2 separate regions of the Mus musculus genome follow, and region 1 is linked to region 2. Evidence: chromatin loops called from intact Hi-C (ENCODE). Cell type or tissue: left cerebral cortex. All regions are shown on one strand. Each heading gives the region's core, and the rest is flanking DNA. Links, peaks and the distances in the headings are about the cores only.

Region 1 (8,914 bases), core at 479-8,478, 770 kb after region 2:
GGAAACCAAGAAACAAGACCCCCATAATCAACATGAGAAAGTTCATATGAAGTCACAGAGGCTGGAGCAGTGTGCGTGGGGCTGCACGGGGCTGCATGGGGCTGCACAGGGCTGCACGGGGCTGCACCAGCGCCTCTGAACTTACATTACGGCATCCAGGCATTCAGTTTAGTGTTTTTATGGGATTCCTGCATGAGAGAACAAGTAGGTCTCTCATTCTTGTGCCTTCTCTTGGGCTCTGTCCCTTCTGTTGATGTAAGTATTTTTAGATGTACACTTTGCAATTAATTTTTCTGTTTCTTCTCCTGCTCTCCTTTCTCCCTGTGTGTTTATGTATGCACGCACACCCACGTGGAGGCCAGGGATTTATGCTGGGTGTCTTCCTCCTCAGTTGCTCTCCACTTCGCTTATTGAGACAGAGTCTCCCTGAGCCCAGAGTTTGCTAATTAGGCTAGACTGGCTGGCCAGCAAGCTCTAGGGATCCTCCCACCTCCACCTTCATAGTGGCTGGCTTTTATGTGGGTGCTGGGAATCCAGCTCATGTGTCAGGCTTGTGTGGCAAGCACTTTACTGACGAGTCACATCCCCAGCCCCTAATTTTTCTATTTGTGGATGCAAGCGAAATTGTATTGCAGGGACACATTTCAGTGTAGACAATTTAAATGGGCAAAAGCAGAGCCGTGTTTCCCTTTAGTCTTCACATTTGTTGTGTATTAAAATCTTCTGTTCCCCCTCCCCTCTACCTCCTGCCAGAGATATGTTGGGATTCTAAACCCTGTATCTCAGAACATGTTCTTATTTGGAGAGAATTTCTACAGAAATAACTAAATTGAAAGGAGCTCACTGGGGTGAGCCCCAACCCGATATGATTAATAAAAAGGGGGAGTCTGGACATGGCCATACACACAGGGAAATCACGAGATGTAGACAGAGGAGAGTAATGGTTCTGTAAACCAAATATTGATAAGCCAAATAATGTGGAGGATTGCCGTTGAACTACAAGGAGCTAGAGAGGGAGTCTGAAAGCCTCTCTCTCTCTCTCTCTCTGCAACTTAAAACCAACTTTTTTGGTGTCTTCATCGATAGCTCCTAGCCCCCAGCACTCTGAGATAGTAACATTTAAGTTGTATAATGGGAAACGGAGCTCGAGTAACTAACACTCAGGGTTTTTTCTTTCTTTTTACTCATGGTGATAAATAAGCTTACCCTTGCCAGTTCAGAACAAATTTAGGAGTCTTTAGTTAAACTCAGTCTTTTTTATTTTTTTTTAAATAAGCCTTTAGCCCATTTGGGCTTTCCTCTTCTCCCTCTCCCCTCGACAGACTGTATCTGCAGGCAGAGGTGTCTGGTCACACTCCTCTCTGCTGGTCTGTCTCCACACACTCTGTCTGTATTGCTAGTGTCTATTCCATATACAGTCAGCTTGATGGATTTAACTGTTTTACCTCGTTTTAAACATGAGGCTTTCTGGACAGTGGTGGCATGCACCTTTAATCCCAGCACTTGGAAGGTAGAGGTTAATGGATCTCTGTGAGTTTGAGGCCAGCCTGGTCTACAGAGAGAGAGAGTTCTAGGACAGCCAGGGCTACATAGTGAGACCCTTAAGACAAAAGAAAAACATCAAGTGAAAAGGTTTTCATACCATGGAGTGGTATGACTTATTAAAGAATAAAGGAGTTTTACTTTCACTGAACAATTCCCAAAGCATATTAAATTCTGTAACATGAACGGTTTCATTATAGTTTGGGCTGTAAATGTGTGGGAAAGGCTCACATGCTAATGGCTTGGTTACCAACTTCTTATTGCATTCCTGGGAAGTGGTTGGGACTGTTGGGTGGTAGAGTCAGGTAGAAGTAGAAGGAAGTTGGGTTTTCTGGGATGGGTCAGTGAAGGGGCTACTGAGGCCGTGGATACCTCATGCCCTTCTCTGTACCTCCCAGCCACCATGCTGTATAAAGCTTTGATCACCATATATGTCTGCCATAGGCCCAAAGTGACAGGGCCAAGTGATTATGAGTAGAAACCTCTACAATGAGTCCAAGAGATCTTCCTCCTTTCACCTTGATTGTCTCAGGTATTTTGTTATAGTAAGGGAAAGCTGACATGGTCTCATTCTGTTTTTACAGAATCTCTGTTCCTGACTTTCACTTTGTGTGCTCATGTGTGTGTGTCCACATGTACCTGTGTATGTATGTGTGTGTGCATGCACATGCATGTGTGTGTGTGTAACTGTGTGTGTGTCCACGTGTACCTGTGTATGTATGTGTGTGTGCATGTGTACGTGTGTGTGTGTGTGTAACTGTGTGTGTGTGCATGTGTGTGTGTGTGTGTGTGTGTGTGTGTGTGTAGATGCAAAGACCACAGAAAATCTCAGGCACATATCATGCATTAGCAGTGCCATCCACAGAAGACAGATAATTTAGGTGGTATGAACTGATAAAAAGGGGACTTTGTTTTTTCTTAAATTCTCTTTTTGGGAAGTACTGTCTAAAATATTAATAGAGTTGTATTAATGAATTCTTACAGTTTAATAAGTAAAACTATAAACCAAACCTCAACAAACATCACCATCATGCTGTGATGGCCTGCCTGTCTATCTTCTTTCCCAGCACCTCTGAAGCAGCCTGTTCACACATTTCTTAGTCTGAAAAGGACCTGGCATACATGAAGACTTTCTCTGAATTCTCCTTATTTTCCCCTGTAGAAATATTGTCAAACTTTAATGAATAAATAGAAGACCAGAAAGTATGGCTCTTGATTGCCCTCCAGACCAAAGTCTACGCTGTCACAGAGGCCTCTGGCAATCCAGAAGGAATCAAGTTGAATCAAGTAACAAGAGAGATCAATATCCTTTTCATGTTAAACTGCCCTGACGCCCTCCATTATGGGATTCACTGCACGGAGGATCGATCCATTTCTCTTCTGGTAGACCACGAGGGCTCTAAAATTTTCATTTGTATATATTAATTTTTAGGAGAGAATTTCACTTTATGGAGCTATTTTCTCTGTGTGTATCACCAGTGGATTAATAGAGTCCCGGAGCCCCTTGTGTCGGAGCTTCACTTCTGCATACTAAGTAAACAATCTTGAAGGAATAGTCCTTGGGTCAGGACAAGGATAATAATGGTCATTAATAACCATCACTCATTACATGGTTCTTTCCCTGAGCTCTTCTGACCTACCCCTTCATAAATGCTTTTTAATGTACCGTGCACAGTCCTGTCTCTGCTTCCCCTCCCAGCCAGACACACACTTGGAGGGAGGTTAATTGCTCTTGTCTTCATGAGTCCTGACCTGTGTGACATCCCTGGATCACCACTTCCACCTCTGGGGAAGAGGCTAATGGTCACCTAGCAAGCTGCTTGGGACACAGAGTAGTGGAATCTAATTACTGGCTCTTGTGGTTGGACCCAGGAGCAAGTCTTTATTAACAGGATGGGCCAAGTCTTCTCCCAGTATGAGTGCTAACTACCTTCTGCAAGCTATTGTTATTTTGAAAACCCTAAGGAAATTATACCTTAATTTGAGTTAAGATGCTCCCAGTTAACTCTCTCTAGTCCCTTATCTGGTTCTTATTGGTATGAAACCGACTTCATCCAGATGCAATCAAATTAATTCCCTGTTTTGTCCAGAACTCAGATTATTTAGGTAGCCACAGTACCCAGTGTCAGATTGTCTGTCCCCTCTGTGGGGGTTCCTGCCTCCCACCCTCACAGAGTCTCTACACACACAAGCAAGCAATCATCTTTCTAAGCAATTGGAGCAGATTACCCGTTTTCTGCTTTTAGAAGATGATAACCTTGAATACCTTGAGACACAAATTCCTGTATCACTTCTTTTTTTTTTTAAAGTTGGTGGTGAAATCATTAGAAGAAAGAGCCAGTGGAGTTGATGGTGAAAATTATAATTATAGTTGAGACTTGAAGCAGCATTTAGAGTCACTGTTAATATAACTTTAGCCCTCTGGCTTCGTTGTGTTCCTATAAGGCCCATCAATGTTTGTTTTACCAGAAGGTAAGTTGTTTATTCCCTGGGACCCCTGGAAAACAGCATCGTTATGTTGTGAACACATAGATACATATTCTGGCCAAATATATAACCTTTCTATCTCGAATCTTTCAGGCAGACTCCCTCCCCGCCCCCCCCCCCCCGTGAGGGGAGGAACTAAAATTTAAAAGTGCCTTATCTGACAAATGATTAGGAAATTATTCTTCTTAAAGAAAATGGATGCCAAAACAAATCAGTTCCCTAAAGTGACATGAAATCTCCTCAAGCTGCATCTGGGAATATTAATAAATGAAGAGATGCCTCTGCCTACATACAGCTCATCACCTTGGTACCCCCCACCTCCCGTGCCCCCCAGCCCTGCAGGAAACAGAGTGCTGGAGCTTTGGGATTAGAGGTTAAAGCCTGCCATCTTGCGGCGACATTCTTGAATTACACTGGCACTTTGTACCTTTCTCGGACCATAGCGGCTGTTGGAATTAGGTATGCCTGGCACTCACTCCCGACTGCCCCGAACCCCCATGCATCTGAATTTGGGGCGTGCTTATTCTTTGAGGGGTATCAAGAACTCTGTAACTGAGAAACGCCAGGATATCTGTGCCCTATCACTCTAAGGTTACATCCCAGTGGCTGCCAGGATGGTGTTCTATGGTAGCACCCCCTCTAGCCCTTCTGACGCTGAAAAACTGCACCACTTGGAATGGCTACAACCTCCTCCAGTTTTAGACACATGAGTACTTTCCTGAAGAAGACCTCTGCTGAGCAGGAAAGCTTTGGGCTTGTAAGCCAAACCACCTTTTCCAGGTACCTGTAGCAATCATATTGGGAGGCACAGTGAAGCAACCAACTCCTGAGGCACATACAAACATTGGATGCTCAGATATCAGAATTCATGATACCTGCTGCTGGTTGGGGAGTTTTCCTCTGACCTAGACTAATGAGAAAGACATAAAAGCGTCTTTAAAGGATGCCATCTGTCTTGTGCTGTTGAAGGTTGGAGAACATTTGCAGAGATGCCTTCTTAAGGAGTACTGGTCTGAACGAGATGGCTTCCCCCCTGTGATGGTTTGTATATGCTTGAGCCAGTGAGTGGCATGGTTAGAAGGTGTGACCCTGTTGGAGTAGGTGTATCACTGTGGGTGTAGGCTAAAAATTCCTCACCCTAGCTGCCTGGAAGTGAGTCTTCCACTAGCAGCCTTCAGATGAAGATGTAGAACTCTCAGCTTTGCCTGCACTGTGCCTGCCTGCCTGCCTGCCTAGAAGTTGCCATCCATGGTCCCACCTTTATGATAATGGACTCAACCTCTGAACCTGTAAGCCAGCCCCAATTAAATATTGTCTTTTATACGACTTTCCCTGGTCATGGTGTCTGCTCACAGCAGAAAAATCCTAACTAAGACACCCCCACTCCCATGCTGCTTCTCCCCTCAGTGTGTTCAGGGTTGGGAAATCAAGGCAAAGGTCATGGTTCTTCTGGGCTTGGTCTGTCTGGGGGTCGGAGTGGAGAGGACAGGGAGTAAGGCTTCCTGAGACAGCTTTTGGGAGAAGAGAAGCTTGAGGAGGCTAAGTACTTCACATGTTTTCAGAGACAGCTGCAGACTTCAGTTTTCCATCTGGAATCTGGATTGGTAGAGTGGGGCAGCCTCCAAAGATGCTAGCACAGCAGGTGTGTGTGTGTGCTCTATCAGAAGGGGTGCACAACATTCAGTTTGGGATCCCTCTTTCTTCTTTTAGTGGCATCTGCTTTGTGGTCTAGTTAAGGACAGAAATCACCTTGGAGGGAGACATTGCTTATTCTTTAAAGAATACTTGAGTAGCTCCCTTGGTTATGTAACTGTCATCTGAGTAGACTTTCTGGTCCCCAGAGAAGGACATAAGAAGACACACTGGACTGTGAGTTGATGAGTTGGCTAGGTCTCTCATCTGGGAGGAGGAATGAGTAATGCAGAACCATGTGGAGGGCCATGTGTTGAACATAATTCCTTAGTTAAAAATGATAACCATTAATTCTCCTTAGATTTACTAACTACTACTCATCTTTCCCTGAACCCCAATCTTACCTTGCTCACACACTCCCATTTCTTGCCTCATTTCACCAACAACTTTTGGATCATCCACTTTGTAAGAAGAGATCTTACCATTAGATAAGCCTGTCCTTCAGGTTGTTCTAATGGTCTTCTCCTAGGTTGTGGTGTTTGTTGCTAAAGCATATTTCTCCAAAAGGTAAAAATGAGACTCTTACACAAATAGAAAAGAGGCATACCAAGAGGTTTTGTGACTTATTAACTCATGAAGAGGCCAGCAAGACTTGGAATGCAGGACAGAAGAAAGTCTGAGGGCTACATATAGATACTCAGGTATCTGTAGTGAGTGTGCTAATGGATGCAGATTGGGTACCTTCCCAAGAAACAACAAAAGATAGTGCCAGGGATTGTGATTTCTATCAACTATTTTGATGGGGGAAAAACCGTATTCACAGCGCTTGATCCAGTTACTTTTATATTGTTGTCAAGAGACACGATGGCCAAGGCAACTTATAATGAGGCTCACAGTTCCCAAGAGTTAGAATCCATGATCATCATTGCGAGGAGCAAGACAGCAGGCAAGCCGGCACAGTGTTGGTATCTAAGAGCTTACATCCTGATCTGAAAGTTGGAGGTAGAAAGAGAGCTACTTGGAATGACATGGGTTTTTGAAACCTCAAAGCCCAACCCCAGTGACACACCTTCTCCAAAAAAGCCATACCCTGAGCACATACTAGCAGCTTGACAACACATCTAAAAGCTCTAGAAAAGAAGGAAGCAAATTCACCCAAGAGGAGTAGACGGCAGGAAATAATCAAACTCAGGGGTGAAATCAACCAAGTGGAAACAAGAAGAACTATTCAAAGAATTAACCAAATGAGGAGTTGGTTCTTTGAGAAAATCAACAAGAAAGATAAACCCTTAGCTAGACTTACTAAAGGGCACAGGGAAAAAATCCTAATTAACAAAATCAGAAATGAAAAGGGAGACATAACAACAGATCCTGAAGAAATCCAAAACACCATCAGATCCGTCTACAAAAGGCTATACTCAACAAAACTGGAAAACCTGGACGAAATGGACAAATTTCTGGACAGATACCAGGTACCAAAGTTGAGTCAGGATCAAGTTGACCATCTAAACAGTCCCATATCACCTAAAGAAATAGAAGCAGTTATTAATAGTCTCCCAGCCAAAAAAAAGCCCAGGACCAGACGGGTTTAGTGCAGAGTTCTATCAGACCTTCAAAGAAGATCTAATTCCAGTTCTGCACAAACTATTTCACAAAATAGAAGTAGAAGGTACTCTACCCAACTCATTTTATGAAGCCACAATTACTCTGATACCTAAACCACAGAAAGACTCAACAAAGATAGAGAACTTCAGACCAATTTCTCTTATGAATATCGATGCAAAAATCCTCAATGAAATTCTTGCTAACCGAATCCAAGAACATATTAAAGCAATTATCCATCCTGACCAAGTAGGTTTTATTCCAGGAATGCAGGGATGGTTTAATATACGAAAATCCATCAATGTAATCCATTATATAAACAAACTCAAAGACAAAAACCACATGATCATCTCGTTAGATGCAGAAAAAGCATTTGACAAGATCCAACACCCATTCATGATAAAAGTTTTGGAAAGATCAGGAATTCAAGGCCCATACCTAAACATGATAAAAGCAATCTACAGCAAACCAGTAGCCAACATCAAAGTAAATGGAGAGAAGCTGGAAGCAATCCCACTAAAATCAGGGACTAGACAAGGCTGCCCACTTTCTCCCTACCTTTTCAACATAGTACTTGAAGTATTAGCCAGAGCAATTCGACAACAAAAGGAGATCAAGGGGATACAAATTGGAAAAGAGGAAGTCAAAATATCACTTTTTGCAGATGATATGATAGTATATATAAGTGACCCTAAAAATTCTACCAGAGAACTCCTAAACCTGATAAGCAGCTTCGGTGAAGTAGCTGGATATAAAATTAACTCAAACAAGTCAATGGCCTTTCTCTATACAAAGAATAAACAGGCTGAGAAAGAAATTAGGGAAACAACACCCTTCTCAATAGTCACAAATAATATAAAATATCTCGCGTGACTCTAACTAAGAAAGTGAAAGATCTGTATGATAAAAACTTCAAGTCTCTGAAGAAAGAAATTAAAGAAGATCTCAGAAGATGGAAAGATCTCCCATGCTCATGGATTGGCAGGATCAACATTGTAAAAATGGCTATCTTGCCAAAAGCAATCTACAGATTCAATGCAATCCCCATCAAAATTCCAACTCAATTCTTCAACGAATTAGAAGGAGCAATTTGCAAATTCATCTGGAATAACAAAAAACCTAGGATAGCAAAAAGTCTTCTCAAGGATAAAAGAACCTCTGGTGGAATCACCATGCCTGACCTAAAGCTTTACTACAGAGCAATTGTGATAAAAACTGCATGGTACTGGTATAGAAACAGACAAGTAGACCAATGGAATAGAATTGAAGACCCAGAAATGAACCCACACACTTATGGTCACTTGATCTTCGACAAGGGAGCTAAAACCATCCAGTGGAAGAAAGACAGCATTTTCAACAATTGGTGCTGGCACAACTGGTTGTTATCATGTAGAAGAATGCGAATCGATCCATACTTATCTCCTTGTACTAAGGTCAAATCTAAGTGGATCAAAGAACTTCACCTAAAACCAGAGACACTGAAACTTATAGAGGAGAAAGTGGGGAAAAGCCTTGAAGATATGGGCACAGGGGAAAAATTCCTGAACAGAACAGCAATGGCATGTGCTGTAAGATCGAGAATTGACAAATGGGACCTAATGAAACTCCAAAGTTTCTGCAAGGCAAAAGACACCGTCAGTAAGACAAAAAG
Region 2 (8,914 bases), core at 566-8,565:
GCTCTCAGTTACTTCTCCCACACCATACCTGTTTGCCATGCTCCCCACCACAGTGGTCATGGACTCAGTCTCTGAAACTGAAAGCAAGCTCCCAATTAAACATGGCCTTAGTTATGGTGAATCGTCATAGCAATAAAATGAGACACCACCTAAAAATATTTATAATGTAGTAGCCATTAACCTTGTTTTCCCACTCCTAAAGAATTACTAAGGGCTGGTGAGATGGCTCAGTGGGTAAGAGCACCCGACTGCTCTTCCAAAGGTCCAGAGTTCAAATCCCAGCAACCACATGGTGGCTCACAACCATCCGTAACGAGATCTGACTCCCTCTTCTGGAGTGTCTGAAGACAGCTACAGTGTACTTACATATAATGAATAAATAAATCTTAAAAAAAAATTTAAATTAAAAAAAAAAGAATTACTAAGCAATTTATGTCATGTATTCAGATCTGTCTGTCCTGGACATCCTAAATGTATGGAATCATACAACTTGTGGTCTATTGAGTCTGAGGTTTTTCAAATAGCATCTAGTATTTTTAGGTTTGCCCCTTGTTGTATTAAGCATTGGCACTTCATTCTTATTTATTGACTGTTTTTCAAGATGTAATAAAGTTACAGAAATCAAAACAGTATGGAATCAGTCTAAGTGCTAAATAGAATCCAGAAATAAAAGTGCCAACACAGTAAGTGACTCAGCAGTAAATGAGACTTTGACATGTGTGCTATGGCACACGTATACCCCAACCATCATACAAACTGTATGTACTGTGCCAACAAAAAAGTCAGACTTTTCAACAAAGATTGTTGGAACAATTTGGTAACCATATTATTTCAAAAACAAAACTTCCTTTCACATCACACTAAGACTATGAATAATTTAACCAAAATACACAAGCACAATACAATAAAATACAATATTTAAGAAAGCACAGGATAATGACTTTATAATTTTTTAGACATGTATAAAGTTCATTAGCCATAAGCAAGTGAAAAAGTTAACTTCATTAAAATTAAACATTTCTCTGGCAGGGTTTTATGGCACATGGGTATATGCCCAGCACTTGGGAGTCAGGGAAAGGCAGGAGGATTGACAGTTTTCTATCATCCTGAGCTACATAGCAAGATCCTGCCTTACATCCAAACTAAAGCAAACCAAACAAAAACTTATTTCTCACTACCAAAGGATGCAGTTAAAAAAAAAAAAAGACCGCTGGGAGTGGTTATGTATGACTTCAAGCCCAACACTGAGATGTAAGGAGGTGGATCTCTATGAGTTCAAGGCCACTCTGGTCTACACAGCAAGCTTCAGGCTATATATCTTAAAAACAAAGAAAAAAAAAACCAAAACAAAAAGCAAACTGAGATCTGGAGAAAGTAACTGCAATATACACATGTATCAAGGGGCTACCAAACAGCTCAGTGGGTAGAAGTGCTTGCTCTGCAAGCCTTCTGATCTAATTCAATTCCTGGGACCCACGTAAAGATGGAAGGAGAACCAATGCTTAAAAGTTGACCTCCGACCTTGACATTCACATCATGGCACACATGCACCTACCTACACAAATGTACACATACATACACACAATGAAAAAATATATAAGCATCTAACTTTAAAATAACAGGGCTTGAGGCCTGCACAGAGGAATATGCTCAAATGCTCACATGAAAAGATTTTCATTATTTTCAGGAAAATGCAGATGAAACCCATATGTATAACATGGTCTCCATCAACACATCCAGTAAATATCTAAAATAATTTAAACACTCCGCCCCACCCCCATTTCTGTTCCAGATCATGTGGGAAAACAAAGAGAAGAGAAAACAAGGTTTGTGTGGAAAAGAAGCACTCAATTCTGGAACTCTGCAAATGTGATCAGCTAACGAGAAAAGTTTGCTGAGACCTTTGGAGTAGGGAGGAGGCAGTCCTGTCAGGTGTGTATGGAGATTAAAGGGGTTTTAAGGCGTTCAGGAGGGACTCATAGATCTGAGGTTAGCAGTAAGAGGTGTTTGGGGAAGACGGGAGCAGCTCTGTAATAGGGAAAGCTGCCATGGTTCAGCCAGCTGTAGCTGTGGCAGTTTGGGGACAAGTGACAGAAAGAATCATCAGCTTGACAGCTGATGCTGTAAGAGCTTTGAAGCTCCAGCAGCTGAGGTGAGGGTGGAGTCTTGCTTGATAAAAGTGACGACCCAGCACTGTGACAAGTTTACCTTTGGGTTCTTGCCTTCCTTGGCTAACAACGCCCGAAGTCTCTCTTGTGAAGGTGGTGCAATGAAGATGATATATGGTTTCAAATCTGAATTCCGGAGGGTCTTCAAGGACTGTAACAAGGATATTTAGGTTGTTGAAATTATTGCTATCATTGAACTACTTCTCAATAACATAGATTGCTAAGGTGTCTATAAATATTTCCAAGCATTTCATCATAAATAATTCATAGTATCTTCATTCACTGTAAATGTATTTAAATATAAATTCACATATATTACATTAGCCTAGTGTTCTAGTGCTGAAATACAGGTAAAAGACTCTGAAGGATTACAACTGTGTGATAATAAATCACATGCATTATAAAATCACAGTACAAGTCATTTTTGAGGAATTAGAATCCAGGCAGTTGCCTTTCTAGGTGAAGATAATAAAAAGCAAAACCAGAGAGAAAAACTTCCCATATAGAAGCCAAACATATCCACGAGAACACAGACTGTATGCATTAAGAGCTATGGACTCACACTGTCCTGTCTCTGCATTACTAATGTGCATTCTCAAACTGAAGTGCTCCAACAACCCATTATATACATGCCCTTTCCTAAATGAAGAAACATTAACATGCTAAACTACTTGAAGCCTTGTGGTAATATTTGTTAATCTAAAGAAAGAATTCTGAAAGAAATAAAAGTTTCCTTACATTAAATGTTAATGGTTGAAATAGCACAAACCTCTGCCTCTGCTCTCTAGAAACCCCAAGCCAAACAAAGCAAACAAACAAACAAAAAGAAGAATTGCTATTTTAGCAAGCCATTTTAGAGTCCATTTCTGTCTGTGTACATTGACTCAATGCATCCTTGATTTTGTGGTTTGAATTGCCATCAGCAACAGACCCAGCACATTCATCAAAGTTCTATGTTAAAGATGAATTGTTTATAAAAAGCAAAAGGTTTCCACAGCAAATGTCATTTTTCAAACCTCAAATCTCATCAAGCATCTTTTAAAATAGGACTCTATTGGTTAGTAATTTTGTCTGGCTTACTCCGTCAAAGAGGTGAATCCAAGTTCTATTACTCAGACAACACTGAGCCTTCACTGTGACACTTGTGAGCCCTTCAAACAATGGCCTTTCAAACCGAAGAACACCTTTCAAATTCTCTAATTTTTCTCAGATCAGAAACAGTATTTTCTGAAGCCTTTTTAAGTACGGTCAGTACAGGAGTTAACTGTATTTTAAGTCCCTAAAATATATTCATGTTGAAAGTGAGAGATTCAGCTACACATTTGAGTTTAAAAGTGAGTAGAAAATCACACGAGGACTTAAGTAATCTGTGTCATGCTTAAGGCAAACAGTTTTCACTGGATTACTTTACGAAATATGCCCTCCAAGTTGAACACCCTACAACACAATTCTAGGTGTACCTGTGTGCGAAGACTTAAGAGACATATCTTGCCAGAGTTGATTACTTGTCGTACAGAGTCTATGCTGGTTCCATACAGATTTTTCTCAAATTCACCATGTTCAATGAACTTGCCAGCTGCTATGTCTGCTTCAAATGCTTGCCGAGAAACAAAGTGGTAATCTCTCCCAGCTACTTCATGGTCTCGCCTATTCCGAGTTGTATCTAAGCAGACAAATTCAGATAAAATAATAAACACAGTGGGTGGGAGGGATGATCAGTGGTTAAGATCATGTACTGGTCTTTCTAGAAGATCTGAGTTCAGGTCCTACCACTCACAGCAGGGAGCCTACACCTGCCTGTAACTCCAGCTCCAGGGTATGTGGAACGATCTTCACAGGCAAGTGCACTAAAATGCTCCCCAACACACATATTAATAAAAATAAAATAAATCCTTAGTAATAAATATAATAATAATAATAATAATAATAAACATAGATCAGTGTGGAGAAGAGGGATAATCAACCCAGTAAGATTTTTTATTTTATAACACAAATTATGAAATAATGAATTGAGGAAATGTTAAGGGCCTGTGTGTTTACTACTGTTCTTATGAAATCATGAAAAAAATGTCTATGGTGGTTTTTTTTTTTAAGATTTATTTATTTTTATTTATATGAGTACACTGTACACTGTCTTCAGACACACCAGAAGAAGGCATCGGATCCCATTACAGATGGTTGTGAGCCACCATGTGGTTGCTGGGAATTGAACTCAGGACCTCTGGAAGGGCAGTCAGTGCTCTTAACTGCTGAGCCATCTCGCCAGCCCATCTATAGTGTTTTAATAGTTAACTGTAGTTACCTTGATCCAGTTTGTTTATACGGTAAAACCCTGCCAAGTCATCGTTCCTTAAAAGTTATTTCTGTTAGAGTAGGTAAACTTAACATGTAATCTTAAAGCTCTTTCCAGAAATTAGTTCTAAATTTCTATCTTCAATATCAGTTTTAAAAAAATCAGGAATTGTTTTTCCTTTGTAATAGGGAAAGGAGCCAAAATATAATTTACTTAGAAAATCCCTTAGTGCCATATACTTAGGAAAAATGTAAATTCCTCAAGAACTGCCTTTAATAAAAATTTGCCAACAAGTTTGGCTAAACAAATTTCCTTTTGTCGACACTGAATAAAATGAACATTTTCCTGTGTAGTTAAGATTCTGAGAAAAGCACAGGAAAATGGGAGTGTATCCAAACTTACGAGGAACGGCAGATGCAAAGCGGTCTTTTTCCTTATTCATTAGTCTCTGGCGCAGTTCATTCTGGCCACAGTTCTGTGGACCGATCAAGATGATAGGTCTTTTCCTATTTGCTGGCTGGTGATAAAGTGACATTTCCTCATACGTTAAGATCTCTTCATTGTCATAATCTTTGGAAAAAGAAAGAGTTAAGACTTTCAGATACAATTAATGTCATGTCATGAAGATGTACTTTTACATAAAATAGTGAAGTTTTGCTGGTATTGTGTATTTTTGAGGTAGGAGCTTGCTCTGTAGCCAGGCCAGCCTCTAACTTGTAGTGATCCTCCTGTCTCAGCTCCCAAGTACTGGGATTACAGGTATTTAAGCCATTATGCCTAATTTAAAAATAATTAGTTTGCAGAGAATACTGTAACACAGGAGACTGCCAGAGACTTCATTTTCATAAAGACCCCAGCTAAAAGAGTTATTTTTAGGATCAGATATAATGGAAAGCAAGTATGGATGTGCACACAGTGGTTACAAGTAGTATACGTGAGCATGCTAGAGCGCTTGGCTGGATTTCCGTAACTTAAAAATAAGTCACACTTGTGATATCCACCCTTTAATCCAAGGAGTAGAGTAACAAAAGTAACTAAAGCCCAAGATACAGATGAAGCCAAAGCCATCCAATCTGAGCAAGCGCAAGCAATTGGTAGTCTGGCATGTCCTAGGAAGAGGCACCAGTCAGTTCCATGACGGAGGGTAACCTTTTAGTCTTGCTAGTGCCCAGCCTAGAGTAGGAGCTCAGGCTGTATTTGTTTACATTTTAACTCAACTGTTCGATTACCTATAACAATTTAAGCAGATACTTGAATATCTATTTTGAATCTATTAGTCTGCAACTTCAAGAAAATTACTGTGAGGTGAGAGCACACATTGCCATGGGGCACAGCTGGTACTTTAAGCAACATAGACAATTGCTTCCTTTCTCAAAGTCACGTTCTTTCTTCTGAGCGTTTTCAAACATGCACGGTCACACTGGTAGCATTCTGATTTCCTCACTTACTCATCCCATTCAGCTCTGGCAAGTATTCTACAGTATAGGAGCTTTCAGAGTTGGCTTCATCAATTTGAGTTTGTTTCAAGAAATGAAGCAAGAGGTGCTAGGTTGTGGCTCAGTAGTGCAACACTTGCCTCTCATGCATGAAGCCCTGGATTCATTTCTCAGCACACAGAGAGATTGGGAGTGGAGACAGAAAGAAAACAAGGAAAACAGGGCTCATCTCCAGACTTAGTTCTGCATTGTACTAGCAAATAACGATATTAATCACAGCTTTAGCTAGTAAGATTAAAAACTAACTGATCTTGTACCCAAGGAGCTAAAGGGATCTTCAACCCTATAGGTGGAACAACATTATGAACTAACCAGTACCCCTGAGCTCTTGACTCTAGCTGCATATGTATCAAAAGATGGCCTAGTCGGCCATCACTGGAAAGAGAGGCCCATTGGACACGCAGACTTTGTGTGCCCCGGTACAGGGGAACGCCAGGGCCAAAGGGGGGGAGTGGGTGGGTAGGGGAGTGGGGGTGGGTGGGTAAGGGGGACTTTTGGTATAGCATTGGAAATGTAAATGAGCTAAATACCTAATAAAAAAAAAAAAAAAAGAAAAAAAAAAAAAAACAAAAAAAAAACTAACTGATCTTCTTAGTTACATAACATGCCAGGCATAAAGAATGCTTGCCTTAGAAAGCAATTATTAAAGCTGATTCAATTTAGATTCAATAGTGTATAGAATATCTAGTATACATATGGAGCTACATAGAAAAACCCCATCTTAAAAAACAAACAAAAAGAATATCTAGTAATAAAATTTTCTTTATTAGTTTAATTTATGCTGCATATAAATGCAGAGAGAATATCTTGTCTATTTTATGAATGCATCACCTGTTACTTAAAAAGCCTGTGGCTTAGGCAGGAAGGTCAGGACATCCAGGAGGCAGAGAGAATTCTGGGAAAGTGCCAGGTATAGGAGATTCACTCAGGAAGATGTGACAAGACAGATATGTGCTACCTAAGCACAGGTAACTAGCCATGTGGCAGAATGGAGATTAGAATAAATGGGTTATTTTAAATCATGACCTAGTCAAAGAAGAGCCTAGTTATATGGCCAAGATATTGGTAAATATATTTTGAGTCTGAGTTTTATTTCTGGGAGCATGAGGAAGAACCAGGACTAATTTTTACACATAAATGCTTCACATTCCTAAGAAATATGCCTTGCAGACTTTTAAACAGTAGTACTTCTGACTTTAACCTGACCTTTCTAATGTGTACCAAAGCAGAGCTAAGAAATTCAAATGCAATGAAGATCAATCAAGAAGGTAATGCACCCAGAAAATATGACTGAATTTAAAAAGCGGTAAGTGGTGCTGATACCCAACTAGATTGTAAGTGAATCAATCAGGGCAACAGCTGTCAGCCAGGTGCAGCACACTGCTGTCCCAAGAACATAAGCCCAGAGATGTTAAGACTTTAAAACTTTTTAATCTTAGCAATCTGTCAATATAAAATAAATATTCCTGTGTGCCTGTCTCAGCCAGTAAATAATATGTTTTGTAGAATGACCTGCTTCTCTGACTTAAGATACTATATTTACAAATTATTCATTTTACCTCAAACACATTTGTGTGTGTGTAAAAATTGTTAGCTGAAATACCCAACAGCAGGGAGACAGAACCTGAAGGAACCTCCAGTAGTTGGATGGGGCCACCTACCCATTAAAAATTTAACCCAGAATTGTCCCTGTCTAAAGGAAATGCAGGAACAAAAATGGAGCAGAGGCTGAAGAAAAGGCCATCCAGAGACGGCCCAATGTACAATCCATTCCATTTGCAGACACCAAATCCTGACACTACTGCTGATACCAAGATGTGCTTGCAGACAGGAGCCTGGTATGGCTGTCCTCTAAGCGGCTCTGCCAGCAACTAAGACTGATGCAGATACAGCCACCCAATGGACTGAGCCCAGGGACCCCAATGAAAGAGTATAGGGGAAGGGCTGAAGGAGCTGAAGGGGATGGCAACCACATAAGAAGAACAACAGTATCAACTACCCAGGCCCCTCAGAGCTCCCAGGGACTAAACTACCCACCAAAGAGGATACATGGACTGGTCCATGGCTCCTGCTACATATGTAGCAGAGGACTGCCTCATCAGGCATCAGTGGGCGGGGAGGCACTTGGCTTGATGCCCCAGAGAAGGGGATGAGGCTGGAATGGGAGCGCCCTCTTAGAGGCAAAGGGGAGGGAGGTGAAGTGGGGTAAGGTTGTGGAAGGGAGACTGGGAAGAGGGATAACATTTGAAATGTAAACAAATAAAATGATTAATAAAAAAAAATTGTTAGAGGCAAGTAATAATTTTGCAAACAACTTGAATAGAAAAAAACTTTACAGGAAACAATATTACAAATGTCATAAATACAACTGCTATTTGTGAGATTAGAACTTACCATCATTTTTATTGGCATTATATAAAACCTTTTTCCTCTTCTTTTTATTCTTCTTTGCACACCACAGTTTTCCTATTGATCAATCAAAAATAGTTATAAACACTATATCTATTACTAAAACAATGGTATTTCAAATTGATTAAAGATTTATTATACTGTTGACAACTATTTTTTCAATTTATCATTTTCTATTAATTATATTGTAGATAGATGTGTAATATTTTCATCTTTTCTTACATCTAAAGATAATGAATTTAGCCTCTTCTATTACTCCTTCAAGGCCTATACCTTTCTTTCTTGACAGTTCCAATGTGTAAATTCAACATGGTTCCAGATGAAAACCCAAAGACTCTTGCTTTTACTAATACCAAATGTAAGTGCAATAGCAAATATAAGTGTCTAACCTGATTTCTCTGGCTCCTTATCTTCTTCTATAGTTTGCTTCATGGCTTCCCTTTGCTGCTGAAAGCTTTTGCCTAATAACACAAAAAGAACAAACAGAAGGATAAACATTTTTAATCAAAGAGAAAACACTAGTAATTTCACACTGCCTTCCAAACCCT

What was found. Hi-C counts contacts between places; a loop is a spot of excess contacts. Peaks named below come from ENCODE experiments on the same cell type or tissue, not always from the same donor. Only the 100,000 strongest peaks of a DNase experiment are listed, where the experiment ranks them.
Region 1: a loop joins it to region 2, with 3 times the contacts of the local background. A loop is called at or near these places in 2 of 42 quality-filtered maps.

The regions. Positions count from the first base shown.
Region 1 is chr12:78,051,686-78,060,599 of GRCm38, reverse strand. No RefSeq gene overlaps it. Among named protein-coding and RNA genes, the nearest start is that of Gm6657, 140 kb to the left of the region's middle. In left cerebral cortex, for the core only: CTCF peaks have their summits at 4,224 and 4,437 (motif pointing left); DNase peaks (open chromatin) are centred at 4,439 and 5,063; H3K4me3 peaks cover 255 bases.
Region 2 is chr12:78,825,770-78,834,683 of GRCm38, reverse strand. It overlaps Mpp5 (membrane protein, palmitoylated 5 (MAGUK p55 subfamily member 5)), which reads right to left. Exons shown (of 15, transcript NM_019579.3): 10 at 8,756-8,827; 11 at 8,352-8,423; 12 at 4,864-5,031; 13 at 3,629-3,831; 14 at 2,209-2,319. Among named protein-coding and RNA genes, the nearest start is that of Atp6v1d, 31 kb to the left of the region's middle. In left cerebral cortex, for the core only: no CTCF peak of the experiment used is centred there; a DNase peak (open chromatin) is centred at 4,872.